Regions from separate parts of the Homo sapiens genome. Here region 1 is linked to region 2. A link is a loop called in an ENCODE intact Hi-C map of the cell type or tissue named here. Cell type or tissue: PC-9. All regions are shown on one strand.

Region 1 (8,000 bases), 220 kb before region 2:
CAGTATTGGAAAGATAATCAAGATGGAAAATTAACCCAGAAGCATCAAGTTTAAACTGTACTATAGATCAAATGAACTTAACAGACATTTGCAAAACATTTTACCCAGCAGCTATGGAATGCACTTTTGTTGTATCTGCACATGAAACATTCTCCAGGATTGACCAAGTGCTAAAATACAAAAGAAGTCTCAAAAAATTTTAAAAAATCAAAATCATATCAAGTATCTTATATGACCACAAGGAAATAAAACTAGACATCAATAACAACAGGAACATTCAAAACTATACAAAATATATGGAAATTAAACGACATGCTCCTGAATGACCAGTGGATGAAAAAAGAAATTAAGAATAAAATTAAAAATTCCTTGAAACAATCAAAAGTAGAAATACAAAAAAACGAAACTTATGGAGCATGGCAAAAATAGTATTAAGAGGCAAGTTAATAGCAATAAGCCCCTACATAAAAAAACTGGAAAGATATCAAATAAGTAACCTAACAATGCATCTCAAAAAACTAGAAAAGCAAGAACAAGCCAAACCCAAATTAGTAGAAGTGTTACATGATCTTTGGGGTGTTCATTTTCTTTCCAGAAACCTCTGTGGCTGGTGGCACCTTTGCCTGAGTTCCTGTTCTGCATCCAGAAAGAATAAGGTACACAGACAAGTGAAGGGTGAAGACGATGAAGAAGAGCTTTATTTAGTGTTAGAAGAGCTCAGAGGAGACCTGTAGTGGGTTGTTACTCTCTGTAGGCAGATCATCCCTTGAGTATTCAGCTCTCAACAGAGAGGGGGCCCTGGAGAGGGTGGCTCCTCTCTGCAGGCAGGGTGTTCGGATGTCTGCTGGTCTTTGAAGCTCTCGCAGAAAGGGTAGCTTCTCTCTTCGAAGCTCTTGCAGAGAGGGTAGCTCCTCTCTGATGTGAAAGATAGAGAGATGATGAGGAAAAAGGACATGTTTTTTTTCTTCCCTAATAGATGTTACTAACAAATGAACATTGTAGTTAGATTCTATTAGAAACCTCATAGAGTAAGATACCCATTTGATTTAAATGACAACATTTATCATATACCTAAATTTTTATCTCTTGAAACTATGCAATGATGATAAAATTATTAGATGTCAGTTTAAAACATGCTTGGGAAAAAGTAGTTTTTCAAAATTGTTAAGATACTTGTCAGAGATAAATAAAATTTTGGAAAATTACTTTCCCAGACCTCTGCAACATTTGTGGGAGTTAAGGAAGAATGAAGCACAGAGTTATAAATTTGGAAAATTCATGGCTAATTACACTTCATTATTAGGTAGACCTAGGGCCCAACCCTCAAGCAAAGACTCAAGGGATGTAGGCTGAACCACAAGGATTTTGTTCTCCTAATTTAGGGTGGCTCAATTTTTAGGAATGAAAGTACCTAGAACTAAAGTACATCTTGCTCAGTTTCTGACCCTAAGTTCCAAATCCAATCGCAGATCATATTACTTCAACACTTGGAAAGGCCACCAGCAGTAGTACCAGAAAAACTGAAGCAAAAATGCCTTGCTCTTCCATTACAGGATTAATCGGCATGCCATTCATAGGATGCAAACCCAGAGAATTTAACTCCAAAATGCACCTGGAATCTGACCAACAGAGAATCTGAGTGTCAGGAGATATTGAAAGAGACAAATATATCAGAAAAACACAAGTGCAGGAATTGATGAAACTAAATGTGAAACAGTAACTCTGTCCATTTTACAGTTCCTAAGGGATTATGCAACATGGCTGAGTAGAGAGGGAGAGCAAGAGATCAATCCAGCAGACTTAGATTTTCAAAGAGTTTTAAATATACAACGCTTTATTTCTTCGTCTTGTTATCATAGTAAGAAGCATTTAACTCTTGCTAAAAGGAAGTTCTGGGCCTGAGCGATCATGGACAACATGGAGACCAGTTATCCCAGACTGAGCCTGTAGCACTTGTGTCTCCTCAGTCCTGGTTAAGAAGGGCTTTCCATCTTGGGAGAGAACAGGAAACCAGAGATATAGGAAGATGCAAAATGTACAGGGCACATGGTTTTGTGTCCCGGGGGCATTGAGGCGTGATTCCTGTTAGGTATTCTCCTCACAAGAACACTGGCAGGTGCTGCCAAAGAGTCAGGGACTGGGGATCAGGGACTCTAGGCAAGCCATCCTAAGGAATTGTGAAATTATAAACTTACCTCACGATGTAAATGTAAAGAGGAAAATGTTTCATGATTGTAAACTGTAAGTAAAAGGATTTGAAAATAAATAATAAAATCCAGTAACTATTGAGTACCTTAGAGATAATCTTGTTGAAATGTCGACATTATAGAGAGTTATAGAGAGGAGAAGAGTGATGCCCATTATGTGAAGTGGAAGGTGCATATCTGAGCAAAGAGGTCTGTTGAGCCTCCTCCTTCACTTTAGAGAGGCAAATGCGTGGACTGACCCAATTTAAAAGCCCTGCTCACAACGGTTGCTAAACGCATGGGAAGTTCTCAGTTCTCTCTAAGACAAATGCTTCTGAGGGAAGGAGTTAGGGGCAGCAAGGAGAACAGCAGATCTGGGGCTCCTCACCTCAATCCAAAGTCCACCAGGGCTCCATACACTGATGCCGACAGTTGTAGTAGCAACACTTCTTGACCCCCTGCAACTCTTATCACGCCAGCGCATAGGTAAGAGAGTGAAAGGGCAGTCAAGATCAAACTCTGGGCAATATCCCGGTTTCCGTGCAGCTGGAAAAAACGCCATAGGTCAGGAGGCTGAGGCAGGAGAATCGCTTAAATCCAGGAGGCGGAGGATGCAGTGAGCCGAGATCTCGTCACTGCACTCCAGCCTGGGTGACAGAACGAGACTCCAAAAAAAAAAAAAAAAGCCGTAGGATGAGTGGGCACCAATGTGTGATTTCCAGGCCAGGTCACCCCATGGACTCCTCAGAGGAAACGTTCCCAACCCCAGCCACACCCAGGGTCGCCAGGCCCTACCTGCACTCCTCAAGACTCCAGGCTGGGTCATTCAGAGGCAAAGGAGGATGTTCACAGAGAGTAGAAAGAAGCCGCTCAGCTTCATAATGCAAGAAAACGGTGTGGGGGCACCTGGAGGCTGGACCTGTCTATGTCAGCTTTGGCGGGGCCCCATCAACAGATGGCGTTTTGACTCCCGGGGCTGGAGGTCAGAGGTGCCTCCGCTTAACCCGGAAGCACCATCTGTTTCCTTTCACCTCCAGGAAGAGACAACGTGAAACAACTGGGATGTAACTTCTGAGAGCCCTCATGGACTGCCTCCTTTCAGGGTGTTACAGAACTCTTCATCATTTTTACTTCATCCAGCAGATTTTGAGGCAATAGGACGCCATTGTCTGGATCCTCTTATGTATTCTCCAAAGAACACTGGCATGTGCTATCCAGGAATCAAGGACGGGGATCAGGGATTCTAGGCAAGCCATCCTAAGGAAGTGTGAAATTATATAAACACTCACAATGTAAATATGAAGAGGAAAGTGTTTCATTATTATAAGCTGTAGAAAATAGGAATAAAAAATAATAAAAACCCGGTAACTGTTGAGGATCTTAATGAATCTTGCTGAAATATCCTCTTTACAGAGAGGAGAAGGGTGAAGTCCGTTGTGTGAAATGGAAGGTGCATAATCTAAGCAAGGAGGTCTTGCTTCATTGTCCAGAGGCAGATCTATGGGTCGACCCAATTTAAAACCTCTGATCACAACGATTTTCTAGGGGAACATGAAGTTCTCAACTCCTTCTAAGACAATGCTTCTGCAGGAAGGTTTCACGGGCAGCAGATCTGGGGCTCCTAACCTCAATCCAAAGTCCAGCAGGACTCCATACACTAATGCCGACGTTCGTAGTAGCAACACCATTTAACCCCTTTGCAAATTTTATCCTGCCAGCACATGGGTAACAGGATGAAAGGGCAGGCAACAGAAAACTCTGGGCAACATTCAGGTTTCTGTGCAGCTGGAGAAAAATGCCACAGGGTGAGTCGGGGACACCAAGTGACTTCCAGGCATGAGGGCCAGGTCGTCGCATGGACTCCTCAGAGGAAATGCTCCCCAACTCCAGCCACAGTACGCGTCGCCACGCCCTACCCGCCACTTTTCAGGGCTCCAGGCTGGGCCATGTGGAGGAGGCAAAGGGGGACGGTCACAGTGAGTTGAGAGAGGCTGCTTAGCTTCATAATGCAAGAAAAGGGATTGGGCGCACCTGGAGGCTGGACCTGTCTATGTCAGCTCTAGCGGGGCCCCACCAGCAGGTGGTGCTGTGGCTCCGGGGGCTGGAGATCAGAGGTGCCTCAACTTGACCCGGAAGCACCAGCTGTTTTCTTTCACTTCCAGGAAGCAACCACGTGAAACAACTTCTGGGGTGTAATTTTTCAGAGCCCCCATGGATTTTCCTTTTTTCGGGGTGTTGCAGAACTGTCCTGGCTCTTCCTAATTCTTACTTTATACTGTCGAATTTTTAGGTAATAGGAGGGCATTGTTTTTCCCAGGGACTGCATCAGGACTGACCAATTTCCCTCTTCCCACTGTGTATCCAGAACATTTGAAACCGACTCCTCACAGCCATGTTCAGATAAGGGTGCATTTGAAGTGTTTACTTTTACTACATTAACATTGAAACACACACAGACAGAAAGTAAGAGCCAGATATTGATCTATTAGCAAGATAATTTCTAGATTTATGAAAAATCTAGTTCCTTGTGCACCACAGGCTTTAAGTTTAATTCGTGAAAAATTTTTCTCATTTAATTCATGTCTTAATGTCTTCATGACTGTGTCAAAACTTCACTAGTTGATAAAGTCAAAAGGCCAACTTATGGCTTACAGGACTTAAGATCATTGGTGTCCATTCATTATCTGACTAGTAAGCAAACGAAACAGGGAATTTAGTGGCTGTACACGATGCATAACACAGACTTTACAAAATTAGTCCAGGAATGTTACTAAGCAAGTATTCAGCAATAAAAACCACACAAACAAATGCTAAAGATAGATTCTGATTTCCAAAGCTGCCAAATTATATTACGTAGAAAGTACAATTTTATTTAAAAATTATGAGATGTTTAAAGAAACATGAAATACTGCCCATACACAGAAAAGAGGGGAAACAATAAATAGAAATGATCCTTTAGGAATCCCAGACAATGGCCTAGTGGACAAAGATATCAGTTATTATACTCAAAGAACTAAAGGAAATCATGGGCAAAAAGATTAACAGAAAGTATAAAAATCAGTTTCACATCATAAAAAAAATTCATGATGAATGATGAGGTTGTAAAGTAAAATCGCTGATACAGAAAGTCACAAGAGGGTCTTACCAGCAGATAGGAATAGACAGAAGAGAGGAACAACTACTATAATTATAGGTCAATTGAGATTATACACTCTGAGGAACGATAAAGAAAGAGACCTGTGTAATACAATCTAATGGAAAAACATGTGCATAATGGAAATCCCAGAAGAAAGGAGAGAGAAAGAAAGAGGCAGACAGATATTTGAAGATGTAATGGCTAAAAACATTTGATTTTGCTTTAAAACACAAATCTCCATGTATAAAAATCTCAATGAACACTAAGAAAAAACTGTAAGAGATCCACACCTAGACAATTTATAATGGAAATATCAATGACAAAGACAAAAATAAATTCTTTTTTCTTTGAAACAGTCTCATCCTGTCGCTCAGGCTGGAGTGCAATGGCACAATCTTGGCTCACTGCAACCTCCGCCTCCTGGGTTCAAGCGATTCTCCTGTCCCAGCTTCTCGAGTAGCTGGGATTACAGGTGCACACCACCACGCCCAGCTAATTTTTTGTATCTTTAATAGAGACGGGGTTTCACCATGTTGGCCAGGCTGGTCTCTAACTCCTGACCTCATGATCTGCCCACCTCAGCCTCCCAAAGTGCTGGGATTATAGGCATGAGCCACCGCGCTTGGCCGAGAAATTCTTGAAAGCAGCAAGAGATAAATAACTCAAAATGACTAATAAATAAGCTTAACAGCTGATTTATCATTAGAACCATGCAAGCCAGAAGATAGTGAGAGAACATATTAAAAGTGGTGAAAGAAATATCGGTCTACCAAGAATTCTATATCTTGGCAAATCTATCCTTCACAAGTTAGGGAAAAATTAAGGTACTCCCAGATATATGAATACTTCATGTTTTTCACCATTAGATTTCCCATACATGAAATACTGACATGATGACATATGTAGAAAACTTTTAAGAATCCACATAACTCCAAAATATTATTAGAGCTAATAAACAACTCATCAAGGTGCAGGACAAAATATCAACCTATACCTTTCAATTGCATCATGAAAAAAATCCATTTACAATAGCATCGAAAAGAATGAAATACACAGGAATTTATTTAAGAAAATAATGGCAAGACATGTACATTTGTTGAAAACAACAAATCATGATGAAAGAAATTAAAGAAGACATAAAAATAGAGAGCCATTCCATGTTTGTGGATTGAAGACTCAATATTCTTAGGCAGGCAATTTTCCATATTTTATCTAAAAACTAAATGGAATTCCTATAAAGTTACAGATGACTTTTTGTAGAAATTGACATGTTAATCCTAAAGTTCATGTGTAAATGCATAGAACCCAGAATAGCAACCACAATCTTGAAAAAGAGTGCAAATGTAGAAGACTCATACTTCCATATTTCAACACTTACGGCAAAGCTACAGTGTCAAGACAGTGTGGTACTAGCATAAGCATAGACACATATATCAAAGGAATAGAATTGGGAGTCCAAAAATCAACCATTACATTGTCAATTCACTTATCTTCAACAAGGGTAGAAAAACTATTCAGTAGAAAAAGTCATCTTTTCAGCAAATCATACTGGGAAAACTGGATATCCACATGCAAAATAATATAGTTAGAACCTTATAGCACACCAGAATCAAAAATTCCACTTCCATAATTATACCCAAGAGAACTGAAAATGTATTCACGCAAATATTTGCACATGAATGCCCATAGCAGCATTATTAATAACTAATAAAAACGAGCATCTGCGAAAAAGGAATCTGGATCTGCACCTTGAGTGGAATGCGAATGTTAATCAAGTTGGACCATAAACCTTAGTATAGATGCTAAACCTATGCAGCTTCTAGGGAAGGACATCACAGACAGAACATTTCTGCAGCCTTGGAGAAGGCAAAAGTTCTTAGATACAATAATATTCATATTAAAAGGAAAATGAATATGTTTGATTTCATCACACTTTAAAACTTTAGCTCTTCCAAATACATCATCATTAAGAAACAAAACAAAACAAAACAAGCCACACCCTGGGAGAAAATTCTACTTCTAGGTATTTACCACAGATATTTAAAAATATATATTACTGTGCCTTGTACAAGAACTTATGTGATATCCTAATTCACAGTGACCCAAACTGGGAACACCAAATGTTTATCAGCAGATAAATAGAAGAACAAATGTGGAGACTCAAACAATGGAATACTATTCAGCAATAAAATGAATGAACTGCTGATACATACAAAACAGAATGAATCTCAAAAACACTGAATAACAGCGATACACAAAAGGTAATGTTATTCCATAAATTCATTATGTAAGGATTAAAAACAGGTGAGTTATGAGTTTCTAGAAGTCAATATATTATTTGCCCCTGAAGAACTGGGACTGAATTTGAAAGGAGCATAAGGCAAGATGAATGTTCCATACGTTCATCTAGGCGTTGTGCAATCATATGTATGTGTTTGTCAAATCTCATTCAAGCAAATACATAAGATCTGTGCTTTTCTTTATATGTATTTTACCTCCTTTTCAAAGAAGGCATAATAAAAAATTATTTTATTATTATTACTTCCAAATTTGTTGTCCTGGCACTTTTTTTTTTTTGAGCACTGGGGTTGAGATCATCTCACTCAATATCTTTAAGCACGTCTATGAGATGGTTATTATTATCCCCACGTTAAGGTGAAGGAACTCTGCATCAGAGA
Region 2 (8,000 bases):
AGAAGGCTCATGTGTATCTAAAGTCTGGCCCTCTTAAAAATCCGTCACCTTGTATTCTGGGCTATTTAATAGATTCTCAAAACATGTATCATCTTATTGCCAAGGAATTTAAAACACAGACACACACAGACACAAACCACACAGAGCCTCCCTCTCTCTTCTCGGCACAATGGTAAAATGTTACTGAAACTGACAAGTGACCTTCCCTTAGCTCAACCATGTTCATGCCAGCACTCAGGCATTCCTGGGGTGGCACCTACAAAACATCATCAATACCAAGAGCAAAAACTAAAAGTTAGTAAAAAGTTAGTATCAAGAGAAAAGGAATTAGGAAGAAGAAAAGTAGCACTGTTGAAGAAATGTTTACGTCCAATGAAAAAAACACTCTCATACATTAAAAGACTTACTATAATACCTACCATTTTTGAGCATTTACACATTAAATATTTTACACATACAATCTCATATCATCTTGACAAAACTACAAAATAGGAACTTTGGTGCCCCATTTTTTCAGACAAGGAAACTGAGGATCAAAAAAGAAAGAACCTGACCAAGGTGACGTAGTCTGTAAGACCCTGAGCAAAGTTTCAAGCCAAAGACTGATGCTAAAAATCAATGTTCACTCCACTACTCCTTTGTCCTTCTCTTGCCCTTACTCAGAGATAGGGTTCCAACAAAATCAAATGTTTTCAGCTTTAGTTTTGGGGTGCATAACTGGACTAATGCTGTCTGAAACTCTCATGTGATGCTGACTGTGAGTGGCAAGCATACACCAACACAATACTCTGATGATAGATGTTTAAATCCTGAAGGGATCAGAAATTGGACAGTAAGGCTACCGTGGTAAAAGAAGTGTTAAAATACTTGCAGTACTTTATGTCCTAATTACTGTACTTGCAAATGCCATAATCTGAGTCAGTGAGAATAAGACAGATAACACACAAGGGAGACAATGTTCTAACAACCCCTTTCAAACTGCAGATGGAAAGAAAATAGGCTCTGAGTCAAGAATTCCTATCTTATGCAGCTCTGAAATCAGTATCTGATGGACGGTGTTGAAGTAAAATCATTTTGACAACAGCCTAGCCTTTCACCTGATTTCAACATGAGGAAACTCACAGCAACAATAGGTGCCTTCATGAAACTTAGGACTTTCTGAGGAACTATAAACACATAATGTTTTTACCACAAAATACTATCTCAGTAATTTAACTAAAACATGTCTCTTAGTTGCCCTAACTTAATTATGTCATTATGCTTTAAAATTCTGTTTCAAAGAGATTAATGTGGCTGTTGCTCTGGGAGAAAAATTAGAATCTTATGCACTAAGTACAAGTTTTAAAGAGGAATCATCATCTCACTCCCTTCAATTCACTGAATCTAATTTGAAGGCTTGGTCAGGGGAAACATTCTTTCAATTAGTAGTCCAAGTTCTGCCTCCCATTGACCTATTAAGCCTGGAGATGAGGAGGGGTGACCAGGGCTATGCATCTCTTGGGAATGTGGTAAGGACAAGAAAACCATGACATTATCGCCAATGAATCCTGAGAGGAAGAACCGCCGCATGTCAAATCTTTAGTGGATGAGTACATGTTACTGCAAGTGGCCATCCTTTGGCTTGTCATTTCCTCATGAGGGGCAAAAGCATTTAACTGCTAAACTACAAGTCTGTGCAAATCAAGCTACTTCAGTTGCTCCAAAATGTTTTTGTTATCTTTGCCACTAAAAAAAAAATATTTTTTTGCTTTCAAATATATACTTTTTAAATATTTAATAATGTTGTGAAAGCTTGGATTCTTTCTACATCAAGTATAAAATTAATCCTTTCCATTTTATTTTATTTTATTTTATTTTGAGACAGTCTTGCTCTGTCACCCAGGCTGGAGTGTAGTGGTACGATCTTGGCCCACTGCAATCTCCGCCTCCCGGTTTCAAGAGATTCTCCTTCCCCAGCTTCCTTAGTAGCTGGGATTACAGGCACGCCCCACTACACCCAGCTGATTTTTTGTATTTTTAGTAGAGATGGGGTTTCGCCATGCTGGTCAGGCTGGTCTCGAACTCCTGACCTCAAGTGATCCACCCACCTCGGCCTCCCAAAGTGCTGAGATTACAGGCATGAGCCACCACATCCTGGACCGTTTTCATTTTAGCTCTAAATATTAACACCCTATTTCATAATGATCAAATAAAACAGAAGAAATTCTTCTGCTTTAAAAAAATGGTTGCTTGAAAACGGATAATGGTGAAACTATTCTTCTGCATATTAAGATAAAAGAAAGAGAAAATATATAATTTAATATAAAAGAGAAAATATGCAAAAAATTCCATCATTTTCACAGTACTACCAATTGTATTCAGTGCCACCAGTATATTATTTTGGATGACATATGTGAGTAATACCAAAATTAACAAAACCCACAACCACACAGTGACAATTTTAACAATTTAACAATTTTAACAAATCTCCAGAAGCTAAAAGATCAAGTATCAAAAATTGGTAAAGATAGACAAATGAAAGACAATTAGCAACTGATTGCTAATTACAGATTCCTGCACCAAACAATTAGAAAATACATTATTTTTAAGACACACAAAGCACATTTAATGAAAATTAATAACATGTTAGGCCACAATGTCTCAAAAAATAACAAAGAATTGATATAACAGACCACACTCTTCAACCACAATTCTATAAATTAAAAATTTTAAATAAGCAGTTTTTAAAAATCATACATTTGCTATTAAAAAACACTTCCGAATAACTCATGGGTTAAAAAATAAATGTGTATAGCACAAGCACTACACACTGGAAAAAAATATTTACAATATACCACATATGAAAATGTATGGAATACAGCTAAAACAGAACTAAGAGAAAAAGTTACAATGTTGATTAAATGTATTAGTAAGCAAGAAAATTAAAAAGCTAACTATTCAAATTAAAAAAAGACAAAACAACATTAATTAAAGAATTTTTTTTAAATAAAACCTCTTAAACTAAAAATAAACCAAAACTTATTTAGCCTGTTAAGGGGTATCGACCAAATTCTGCTGCAAAATCAGACTCCATGGTAAAAAATCCCAAGAATTTTCTTTAAAGTGAGCAACAAGACAAGAATGTCCACTACCAGCTCTACTATGCAACACTGTATTGGAGGTCTTAATAAGAAAAAAACCTTGGCCAGGCTTGGTGGTTCACACTTGTAATCCCAGTACTTTGGGAGGTTGAGGAAGGAGGATTACCTGCACCCAGGAGTTCCAGACCAGCCTGGGCAACACAGGGAGATCCCATCTCTATAAAAAAAAAAAAAAAAAAAAAAAAAAAAAAATCACAGGTGTGGTGGCACATGCCTGTGGTCCCAGCTACTCAGGTGGCTGAGGCAGGAGGATTGCTTGGCCCCAGGAATTCAAGGCTGCAGTGAGCTAGGATCGCGCCACTGCATTCCAGAGTGAGACAGTGCCTCAAAAAAAAAAAAAAGAAGAAGAAGAAGAAGAAGATTATATATAAAGATCAAAAGGAAAAACTATAATCATAATTCATAGACAATAAGACTGTCTCCATTTTTTTAAAAAGGCAATCTCCATAAAACCTGTTACAATGAATAAAACAGTCCATAAATATCTACAGTAGTTGTCTATAGAAGAAAAATGTTAGAAACAAAAGTTTTTTAAACTATGCCATTTGTAATAGCAACAAATAAGTATCTAAAAATAGATTTAACAAAAAGCTCTAAAACATCTTTGTTGGTACAATTATAAAATTATCTAAGAATATAAAAGATAGACCAAACAGATTGAAAGATAAACCATGTTCATGCATAGAAAGAATTAACACAGAGATGGCAATTCTGCCTAATTAATCTGTGTATCCAATGCAATTAAGTCAAAATTCCAGTAGTATTTTATAAAATTTGATATACTGATCCTAAAATTTATATGGGAGAGGCCGGGTGCAGTGGCTCACGCCTGTAATCCCAGCACTTTGGGAGGCTGAGGTGGACGGATCACGAGGTCAGGAGATCGAGACCATCCTGGCCAAAACAGTGAAACCCTATCTCTACTAAAATACAAACCATTAGCCAGGTGTGGTGGTGCGTGCCTGTAGTCCCAGTTACTTGGGAAGTTGAGACAGGGGAATTGCTTGAACCCAGGAGGCAGAGGTTGCAGTGAGCTGAGATCGCGCCACTGCACTCTAGCCTGGTGACAGAGCAAGACTCCATCTCAAAAAAAAAAAAAAATTTGTATCGGAGAAGAGTGATATAAATTTCAAGAAGTAATCTGTGATGAAAAGAAAAATAAGGGGATGGGAAATCTATTGCAGACAAATAGTCAAAGAAGGACTGAGAAGGTGACAGGATCAAAGACCTGGATAGAGGGAGGAAGCAAGTCTTTCAGATGGAAAAATAAAACAGACTACTAGAGCTCATATTGTAAACAAAAACAAATTCCTGATCTATATCAGGAATATATATATTTTTACTGTTATTTACTGTAACATAAGCCTTAGTCCTGGCTCCCAACAACTTGACTTAAAAAAAAAAAAAAAAATATATATATATATATATATATGTATGTTCTACACAAGAACTTTCAAATCAGTTCTACACAAGAATTATTAGGTTTTTTAAAAAATTTATTCAGTTATTCAAGTAAGGCCATTTTAGCTGATTACAGTTTAAAAACTATATGCATGGTACCATGCTACAGAAAAAGAACACCAATTGTGTCAAGTCCACTGAGAAATCTGGGAAGGGAGAGAAAAAGTGACTATTTTGAGATGTTTTGGCTGACTTCTTATTTGAACTTTGCCAAGTATGAGGTATCCAATCTCCCAACTAAATAAAATAAAGACATTGCCCTAGTGTCACTGCGGTTACTTAAAATACACTTAAGAATGAATAAGTAATGGTCTTGTTCTAGCATAAAGGCTACTTTTATATAAAGGGGATTTGTGAACTCAAATGGGAACACGATTATAACCCATTAACTTAATACAGAGCTCCCTCTGCTGGCCCAGAGAATGCACAATGATCCTAACACTGACACAGACCCTCTCATGTCACTTCAATAATGTGTCCTGCTGTTTGGGGAGGTAAACAAGGCTATTCTAGAGCCCTTATTCAAAAACAAAAACAACAACAAAAACAAGAACATATCTAGACAAATAGAAGAAGCCTTCCAAAATCCCCAATCTAATATTTTATCCAGACAGAGGTTTTCCAAGTAACGTGGACCATGGTTTGCCTCTTTCGTTCTCACATGTATGCTTGAGGCCACTTAAAATCAATCAAATCCCACCTTAATCCCTTCTCTCCAACTGCAATCTGACTCCTTCCTATAGATTCAGATACATACATCCAAAACAAATTCCCTCAGAGGTAACAATATCATTAGCTTATCAGAGGCATGCTCCCTTTGAAAACCATCTGTCCTTTCTTTCTGGAAATACTGAGGACATATGTAGAGTAACTGGTTATCAAAATAACCAGCAAGGAGAAGTACATTACTACAAGCTGAGACTCACCAACACATGATCTGTAACATAAGCCTTAGTCCCAGCTCCCAACACTTGATAAAGGGGCTCTGCTAGAAGTAGTATAATCTAATGATTCAGAACATAACCACTGAAATCAAACATATCTGGGTTCAAATCTTGGCTTCTCTATTACTCATTATATAATCACAAGTATGTTACTTAATCTCTGCAACTGGGTTTCAACTGCTATTAAACAGGGAATGGTTCAATTTACCACACAGCATGGTTGTAATGATCAAAATATGTGAAATGCTTAAAGGATAAATCACAGTGTGTGGTATATATTAAGTGCCTAATCACTAATAATTATTATTAGCAGTTATAACATCTATCCTATTGAGTATAACACATAAGTTACATATAATAAATAATTGGGAGGCCGGGCGCGGTGGCTCACGACTGTAATCCCAGCACTTTGGGAGGCAGAGGCAGGCGGATCACAAGGTCAGGAGTTGGAGACCAGCCTGCCCAATATGGTGAAACCCCATCTCTACTAAAAACATAAAAATTAGCCAGGTGTGGTGGCATGCACCTGTAATCCCAATCTCAGGAGGCTGAGACAGGAGAATTGCTTGAACCCAGGAGGCAGGGGTCGCAATAAGCCGAGATCGCACCACTGCACTCCAGCCTGGGCAACAGAGCAAGACTCCGTTTCAGAAAAAAATAAATAAACAAATAAATAATTGGGAAGTCCTAGCCAGAACAACCAGGCAAAAGAAAGAAATAAAATGCACTCAAATAGGAAAAGAAGAAGTCAAACTATCTCTCTTTACTGACAATATGATTCTATACCTAGAAAATCCTAAAGACTCTGTCAAAAGGCTACTAGAATTGATAAGCACATTTAGTAAAGTTTCAGGATAAAAAAATGTACAAAAATCAGTAGCATTTCTATACACAAACAATGGCCAGGCTGAGAGTGAAATCAAGAACACAATCCTACTTACAACAGCCACAAAGAAAATGAAATATCTAAGAATACAGGTAACCAAGGAAGTGAAGGATCTCTAGGAGAACTACAAAACACTGCTGAAAGAAATCAGAGACAACACAAATAAATGGAAAAACATTGTATGCTCACGGATAGGAAGAATCAATATAATTAAAATGTATATACTCTCCGAAGCAATTTACAGATTCCATACTATTCCTATAAAATTGCCAATGACATTCTTCACGGAACTAGAAAAAACTATTCTAAAATTTATATGGAACCAAAAAGAGCCCAAATAGCCAAAGCAATCCTAAGCAAAAAGAACAAAGCCAGAGGCAGTGCACTACCTGACTTCAAACTATAAGACTATAGTAACCAGAATGCTGTTCTTGTACTGGTACAACAACAGACACATAGACCAATGGAACAGAATAGGAAACTCAGAAATAAACCTGCACACCTACAACCAGCTAATCTTCGACAAGGCCAACAAAAACAAGCAATGGGTAAAGGACACCCTATTTAATAAATGGTACTGGCATAACTGACTAGCCATATTAAGAAGATTGAAAGTGGATCCTTATCTTTCACCATATATAAAAATTAAGTGAAGATGGATTAAAGATTTAAATGTAAGACCTCAAACTATAAAAATCCAAAAAGAAAACCTAGGCGATACCCTTCACAACATTGGCCTTGGCAGAAAGTTTTTGGCCAAGTCCTCAAAAGGAATGGCAACAAAAGCAAAAATTGACAAGTGGGACCTAATTAAACTAAAGAGCTTCTGCACAACAGCAAAAGAAACTATCAACAGTGTAAACAACCTACAGAAAGGGAGAAAATATTCACAAACTATACATTCAACAAAGGTCTAATATCCAGAATCTATAAAAAAAAAATTTACACAAATCAACAAGCAAAAAACAATTCCATTAAAAAATGGGCAAAGGACATGAACAGACACTTCTCAAAAGAAGACATACAAGTGGCTAACAAATACATGAAAAAATGTTCAGCATCACTAATCATCAGAGAAATCCAAATCCAAACCACAATGAGATATCTCATACCAGTAAGAATGGCTATTACTAAAAAAAAGGTCAGAAAACAACAGATGCTGGTGAGGCTATGGAGAAAAGGGAATGGTTATATACTGTTGGTAGGAATGTAAGTTAGTTCAGCCACTGTAAAAAGCAGTTTGCTAATTTCTCAAAGAACTTAAAACACCAATCCCATTACTGGCTATATACCCAAAGGAAAATAAATCATTTTACCAAAAATGCACATGCATTCATACGATGAGTTGACCACCACACTATTCACAATAGCGAAGATATGGAATCAACCTAGGTGCCCATCAATAGTGGACTGGATAAAGAAAATATGATACATATACGCCATGGAATACTACGCAACCATCCGTGTAAGCAGCCATAAAAAAAGAATGCAATTAGGCCAGGCGCAGTGGCTAACGCCTGTAATCCCAGCACTTTGGGAGGCCATGGCGGGTGGATCATTTGAGGTCAG

Evidence for each region. A loop is a pair of places that touch in the nucleus more often than their neighbours do. Peaks named below come from ENCODE experiments on the same cell type or tissue, not always from the same donor. Only the 100,000 strongest peaks of a DNase experiment are listed, where the experiment ranks them.
Region 1: a loop joins it to region 2, with 13 times the contacts of the local background. A loop is called at or near these places in 5 of 110 quality-filtered maps.

The regions. Positions count from the first base shown.
Region 1 is chr20:45,226,008-45,234,007 of GRCh38, reverse strand. It overlaps LOC105372630 (a long non-coding RNA gene), which reads right to left and starts at 3,171. Exons shown (of 3, transcript XR_936763.3): 1 at 2,982-3,171; 2 at 2,575-2,732. In PC-9, CTCF peaks have their summits at 4,064 and 4,266 (motif pointing right); a DNase peak (open chromatin) is centred at 4,267; H3K4me3 peaks cover 546 bases.
Region 2 is chr20:45,008,281-45,016,280 of GRCh38, reverse strand. The region is part of intron 9 of STK4 (serine/threonine kinase 4); the gene reads right to left. Among named protein-coding and RNA genes, the nearest start is that of STK4, 46 kb to the right of the region's middle. In PC-9, CTCF peaks have their summits at 4,798 and 4,997 (motif pointing left); DNase peaks (open chromatin) are centred at 1,040, 1,430, 3,140, 3,410 and 1 weaker place; H3K27ac peaks cover 4,665 bases.